Linked DNA regions of Homo sapiens: region 1 is linked to region 2. A link is a contact called in ENCODE Hi-C data. All regions are on one chromosome and are shown on one strand. The core of a region is the stretch at or near the end of the contact, and the rest is flanking DNA. Distances in the headings are between cores, read along the strand shown.

What was found. A loop is a pair of places that touch in the nucleus more often than their neighbours do. Pooled maps may share reads with other maps.
Region 1: a loop to region 2 is called in a pooled map, with 6 times the contacts of the local background. The contact joins two enhancer-like sites. A Hi-C loop is called at or near these places in 2 of 37 single-sample maps with no recorded cell type and 3 of 50 pooled maps.

The regions. Positions count from the first base shown.
Region 1 is chr2:37,003,935-37,007,782 of GRCh38, forward strand. It overlaps HEATR5B (HEAT repeat containing 5B), which reads right to left. Exons shown (of 36, transcript NM_019024.3): 29 at 3,116-3,370; 30 at 1,698-1,825. Among named protein-coding and RNA genes, the nearest start is that of STRN, 39 kb to the left of the region's middle. Within about 2 kb of position 1,262, at least 2 of the 41 ENCODE cell types and tissues checked have a DNase peak (open chromatin) inside an H3K27ac peak, as active enhancers do.
Region 2 is chr2:36,238,885-36,242,283 of GRCh38, forward strand. No RefSeq gene overlaps it. Among named protein-coding and RNA genes, the nearest start is that of CRIM1-DT, 110 kb to the right of the region's middle. Within about 2 kb of position 1,752, at least 3 of the 41 ENCODE cell types and tissues checked have a DNase peak (open chromatin) inside an H3K27ac peak, as active enhancers do.

The DNA of each region.
Region 1 (3,848 bases), core at 12-2,511, 760 kb after region 2:
TCATTCTCCTATTGGAAGGAAATAATTGAGCTAAATAGTATTGTAGAGTCCAGTGCTGCTAAAATTTATAATTTCTAACCTGAGCTGAATATCCAAGAATTTCTACAACCTCTGCCTACCACAGATTGTAGAAATCTCTGGTGAGTTCCTCTTCTATTCACTTCAGCAACTACTACAAACTTTTGCCACCCACTTTAAGCTTCTTACTCACAATCTTCCATACCAAATCCATCCAATGAACCTAAATGAAATTTCAAAGAGGGGGAAAAGACTTAACTGCAACCAAAGCCACCTTTACCTCTTTCCTTAAGATCATGTGTTCAGCCTCTTATGTGAGGCTTAATCTGAGGTTAATCTTTCCTTATGTGCTCCTATCCTAACCTATTTGACTTCCTAGGGATTCTTCAAGGACTCTGATCATATCTCGTATGTTTTCAACTTCTCTCTCTAGTTAGGCTACTCTTGTCAGTATAATGACAATGCTCAAGTCTTTCTTATCACATGTCCCCCCTGCACTATTCCCAAAGCCTCCAGATCCTTTTATCTACCCTATGTCCTCCTCTATGTATCTGGCTCCTTCCTTTCCCAGCCTAGATGCTTCCACTTCCTTTACTCTCTTATTCACTCCTCAATCTTCTACTATCTGGCTACTGGTCACCTCAAACAATCCTCTGCGGGAGGTCACCAATAGCCTCCTCTAGACTCATTTCTGTGCTTATTTACTCGATTCTTTCTTTTGAGACTCTGTCTACCCTTCTTGAAACTCCTCCCTTGTCTTTGATAACTCTGTTCTCTTTTGGTTCTCCTGAAACTTCTCTAGCAGTTTCCACTGTTGATTTATTTCCTTCTTCTCAATTTTTAAATGCTATTTATCCTCAAGCTTCCAATCTTGGTCCTCTTTCTTCTTCCTTTATTCAGCCTTCCTAGGCTAGTGTTATCATTTCTCTGGAATTATGAAAAAAGCCTCAGAACTGGCCTCCCTGTCTCCCTTCCCATCTCTTACAAACCAACCTACCTCTACGGGCTGACAGAATGATCCTTCTGAAATATAAAGTTAGTTACATCATTCCTCTACTTAAACATTTTTAATGATTCCCTATCACTTTCAGGATAGGGTTCAAACTCTTTTACATGTCATCAAGAAACCTTCATGATTTGGTCTTCACCTTGTTGTCCAGCCTCATCTAACAACCTCATGTTCCATTCATATCGGCCATAGTAAATGGCTATGCCCTTGAACTTGCCGTGTTCTCTCATGCCTCCTAGTGTTCGTATTTGCTATTCTTTCTGAGAGGAAAACCCGTCCCGCATGTGTTGCCTCACTAATTCCTCTTGAAGATTTGATTCAACCATTGCCCACTCTGAGAAACCATCCTTTGCTTTCCTATCACAACATCGGGCTCCTCCTCTCTATTCTAATTGCAGCTTTACATGCACTAAAATAGCACTTACCACACTGTACCTATCTCCTAATTCAGGCACAGTGAAACTGCTTTCACTATCTATAACCTCAAACCACGTTTGAGGCAGACCAGGCACAGAGTAAAAGTAACTGGGTGAATAAATACAGGGAGTCAGTGTATTCATATCATGTTAAAATAGGATCCAATACAGAAAAAAAATCCATCCTTTTTTCCATTGTAAAGCAATACTCAAAAAAAAACCACACAAGTATCTATCATAGCAATACACTGTACCTGATCTTCTGCAATATGGACTCGAGCATAAGGGGAGTCTAGCAAGGTATGTAAGGCCTGCAGGCATGCTGTAACATGTTCAATGGGCTCCTCAGGTCTAGGGGAACAAAGAAACTGTATACTCACACCTGAAATGCACAAAATAAAAACATGTTTTTTCACTTATAAAACACTTTATGTTGTTTGATCCCATATTTCTTCTCTATTTATGTTTTTACAGATTACCTTAACATGTATTTATTAATACCTTAAAGTAGACTTCAAAATGGTTTCCAAGTTAAACAGCCAAACTCAACATAAGGTTGTAGTTTTGCAATTAGGTTAATATTCAAATTAGCTATGTGTGAAAGAAGGAATTCCCATGCCATCAGGTTGATTATGAAGATATTAAGTTTTTATTTCTAGGACTTTTAAAATAATACATTAAGAAAATAAATTTACAAACATTATAAAATTGTTTTTCATTAAATGGTAGCCAAATAATTTTTCATGCATACAAAGTTTTTAAATGGCAAGTTATAGAGGCACAATGGGTATCATAGTAAACAACTGCTTTTAATTTACATAGGGGTAAAGTCATTGTTTTGGAAGTTTTTCACATTTTCACTTACCAGATCTACTGATGAATCCGATAATTACACCTTATTGTGTTCCTTTTCACTCCCAGAAAACATAAGATCACTAAAAGCTTCATTACCATGTATAAATTCTTAAATGTTAAAAAAGCATCTATAGCTGGGTGCAGTGGCTCATACCTGTAATCTCAGCACCCAGCCGAGGTGGGTGGATCACCTGAGGTCAGGAGTTCGAGACCAGCCTGACCAACATGGAGAAACCCCACCTCTACTAAAAATACAAAATTACCCGGGCGTGGTGGCGCATGCCCATAATCCCAGCTACTTGGGAGGCTGAGGCAGGAGAATCGCTTGAACCCAGGAGGCGGAGGTTGCGGTGAACCGAGATTGCGCCACTGCACTCCAGCCTGGGCAACAAGAGTGAAACTCTGTCTCAAACAAAAAACAAAAAAACAAGAAACAAAAAAGCATTTATAAAGCAATTTTACATTAGGATTCACTGAAATCTTCTTAAACATTTTTTTCTTAATGGGATAATTGGTTAAGTGCCAAGTAAAAAGAAAACCTGTTGTTGAATAAAAAACATATTACGTTTTTTTACTGAAAATTGTTCGATATTGCTGTGTGAATGAGCATGACAGTTAAGTAGTTTCAGTAGTTTTTAATAATTTAATTTCTAGGTTAAAAATTCAATTAACAATTTATAAGGTGAGGTGAAAAATCCTTTCACTTTTCCTTCTCTGAACTGTGCTATACTGTACAAAATCTTTCCATAGCTTTAAAATGAAAGATATGAATTTTCAGAAGTGATAATCTTGAAATATATTAATATGACAGACCTACCTAAAATCAGATGCATTCTGTCTTTGTTAATTTCTGGCAAAGATTTAGCACTACCCACTGCTCCTGATGCCTGGTTTAAATTGACAGATGTAGAACGTTTTTGTAAACCAGATATTGCTGCTGCTTCTGTAGACTCTGAGCACGTAAATCCTGTGCTATTTAACCAAAGTGCCACCGCATGGAGAATTGGGGCCCAGGAATTCCGATAGTGAAGTCTAGCTGTATCAATAGTTTCAGGGGTATAAAATGCTCCACCTGTAAAGCAATCAAATCAATTAAAAACATTACTTTTTTTTTTTTTTTTTTTTTTTTGAGACCAAGTCTCGTTCTGTCGCCCAGGCTGGAGTGCAATGGTGCGATCTTGGCTCACTGCAACCTCCTCCTGCTGGGTTCAAGCAATTCTCCTGCCTCAGCCTCCTCAGAAGCTGGGACTACAGACATGCGCCGCAATGCCCAGCTAATTTTTTGTATTTTTAGTAGAAATGGGGTTTCACCATGCTGGCCAGGCTGGTCTCAAACTCTCAATCCACCCGCCTCAGCCTCCCAAAGTGCTGGGATTACAGGCATGTGCCACTGCACCCGGCCAAAATATTACTATTATACATGTTCGCTCATTTATGAACCACTAACAAAAATACCTGTTACATACAAAAGAGAAATCTAGCCAAAGGGCTTCTCCTCTTTATAAAGCCACCAAAAGTAACCCCTTTTCTGTAGCTGATGAACTGGAATA
Region 2 (3,399 bases), core at 502-3,001:
TAACCGCACCATAGAACATTATATTTAAAGGCAAATTATTTGTTAAAAGAAAAATGGTATCCATGTAGACCACTCTCCGTGAGTGCTCAATGCAATAACTGCATCCATTACTACCCCAAGTTGAAGGGAATGAATGAAAAGACCACTATGCTGTAAATCGCTTAGAAGCAGAATTTAGTTAATTGAGAAATTATGTTCAGGCTAACCTATCCAGATAGCGTCATATCTATGTGGAGTAAGTTAATAGAAATTCCATGCTAGCTCCATGAATTGGTTCAATAACAGGAAAAAATACAGATGAGGAGGAAGAGAGAACTGGCAATGTGAAGTGACACGTTTCAAAAACAATTCCTTTGTACTTATTCAGAGCTCCAAATCCATCCATACACATCACGGGAAATGTGACGATGCCCATGCACTTATCATTAGATTCACTCTCCAAAATGTCAACTACCAGAAATTAAACTCTTCCTGTAGGCCAGCTTGGTTTTTAAACACTATGTCTAATCTCGCAGCAACACCAGGACATAGGCTTCATTGTTGTACAGCTTTACAGATAAGGAAGTTGGGACTCGAAAGAGTTAAATGAGTTGCCCAAAGTCACAAAGCTATTAAATGACCAAGACAGGACTGGGATGAAGCTCTTGAGTATGAAGTTTGTGTAATATGTCCACTATGGCTAGCTGTATTAGTCCATCTTCACATTGCTAATACATACATACCTGACACTGGGTAATTTATGAAGAAGAGGAGGTTTCATGGACTCATAGTTCCATGTGGCTGGGGAGGCCTCACAATCATAGTGGAAAGCAAAAGGCACATCTTACATGGCAGCAGACAAGACAGAATGAGAGCAAAGAGAAAAGGGAAACCCCTTATAAAACCATCAGATCTCGTGAGACTTATTCACTACCATGAGAACAGTATGGGGGAAACTGCCCCCATGATTCAATCATCTCCCACCAAGTCCCTCCCATAACACAAGGGAATTATGGGAGCTACAAGTCAAGACGAGATTTGGGTGGGGACACAGAGCCAAACCATATCACTAGCTGTTTGCCAAGTAACAGAGAGGAAAAAGATTCAGAAATAACATTTGTCTCTGTCTGGGTATTTGCCTTAAACTGCAAGCTCCTGGAGGGCAGGGCAGCATGTGTTCCTACCTGGTTCTCCTTATATGGCACTAAGCAGTATGAGCAGGTGCTGTGGAATATCATTTGGTACTGAGAACAATAAAGAAGCAAGAACACAGATGATGGTAGGAGCCTAGCTTGCTGTCCTGCCTCTGAATTTATAAAAGGTCTCAGGAATGACATGCAGGATAGGGAAATATACAGCCTCTGAGCCTTGGTAGCTACATACAACTCACGATGCACACTGTCAATCTTGCTATGTTAACCGGCAAATGTCCAAAGGAGGCATTAAATCATTGCCAGAGACCACTCAGCTCACATTACGTTGTACTGAAGGGGGAGGAGGGGCAGATTTCAGAGTCCCACCTTCTTCCAAGCCCCCGCACTCTCCTCTATGTCTGCCCCGCAGCTCAGGCCTGGAATTTTATGTGCAGCAAAAAATCAAAGGTAAAATAAATGCTGAACAGCGATTGCTGTCATTGCCTTCCCCGCAGTCATTTCGCTATTAGCTGTTGGAGGAGCAGACCGTGTAGGCTGACGAGATCTGAGTAAGGACGAGGGATGAGATGTCAAGGCAGGGAACACGGCTGCCTTTGCGAGGTGGCTTTGACTCGCGCTGCAGACATCACACGTCAGCTCGGTGGAGACAGCAAGCAAACCCAACTGCAGCCGCAGAGAGGAAGCAAAAGAGGAGTGTGTGAAAAGATCAGCATATTCAGCCTGCCAATTATTTTCCTCCCTCCCCAACCCCACCCCCAAACACAAGTTCCTTAATATTAATAGTGCTGGAAATCGCAGCAATGAGCACATTGTTGGGGTGAAACTGAACATTACTCTCTAAATGAGATCCTGGGTGTGAAAGCAGAAGGTCCTCTCTGTCTCCCAGATCAGAACATTATCTGAGGCCAACAGCTCTGCAGCAGCTCTTAACCTCAAGAAAAGGGCTCGGCATTTCTGGTTCCCCAATAAAGCCACAGCACACCCTGGGACTGTTCAAATTATGGATACACACACACACACACACACACACACACACACACACACTCAAAGGAGATTATTACTAAGCTTGGGCTACAGCTTAAGAGGCATAAGTGGCATTCTCTTATTCCTCTGACTTGAATCCCTACACCTGTTACCCAAACTTCACTCACTGTTCTCCTCCACAAAAACACATTGTATCTTTGACATTACTATCAGTTTTGATATCAGAAGAATATGTGCCCAGGCAGCAGCATGACATATGTTGAAAGAGCTAGAACACTTGGAACTCTAACCTACTTTTATGAGACTTTTTTTTCTGGGTACGAGTCCCTTAGCCCATCCTTAAAGAAATATGACCAGCACCCATTCCCATCATTTAACTTTCCCAGATTAGAATTGAAACCTCTTCCCAACTGTACTGCAGGAGGTAGAAACTAATAGTTCTTTCTGAAGATTAAACCCTCTTAACCTTCAGGTGAAGAAATAAATATTATGCTGTTAAAGGATGAACCCCAGTCTAATGTCTATTAAATTCTTCCTGGCAGATTTTCCAGAGGTACAATAAGCAAAAGGAAAGAATAATATTTTCAATTTGTTAGATAAATGTAGGCAGGATTGGAGGAAAATAAATGAAGAGTACTTGCTTAGACTCTCGTATCGCTAATAACCCTGGAACATAATCTGAAGGGTTATTTAACCCCAGAGAGTTCAGGCTAGTGATGGAGGTCTCTGTGGGAGCAAGGTTTAGTCTCTGGATAATAGGCCTGCAAGGCCTGGGAAGTTAGCAGTGCCCCAGCAAGCAAGATGCATTTCAGAGAAAATCCTAATGGAAATTGGGAAGTCATCTATCAGTAAAGAACTGAGTGATCTTATCATGGGTTAGGAAGAAACAAGCAATTTCAGAAGCATTTGGGTAACTAGGATTTTACACCAATATATGAAATACCAGGGCTGGGATTGTAAGACTGGTGCAGGGGCTCCTGATAACTATTTATTCATGCATTAAACCATTATTGTGTACCTATTATGTCCTACACTCTGTGATCATTGCTGCTAACGCAAAGACAAATAGGATGTAGTCTTCAAGCAGCTTACCACGTCTACCGGGAGAGATAGTGAAGAGTCAATACATGACAATTTCAGAAGGGAATGCTTCCAAAATGGAGTGAGGATCTCTCCAAATTTAGGAGGGCATGGGTATCTACAGTAAGCAGAAACTGATAATTCCTTCTTTACAAATTTTTCTAAAATCTGCCATACTCCAAATATAATTCTCCATCTGAAA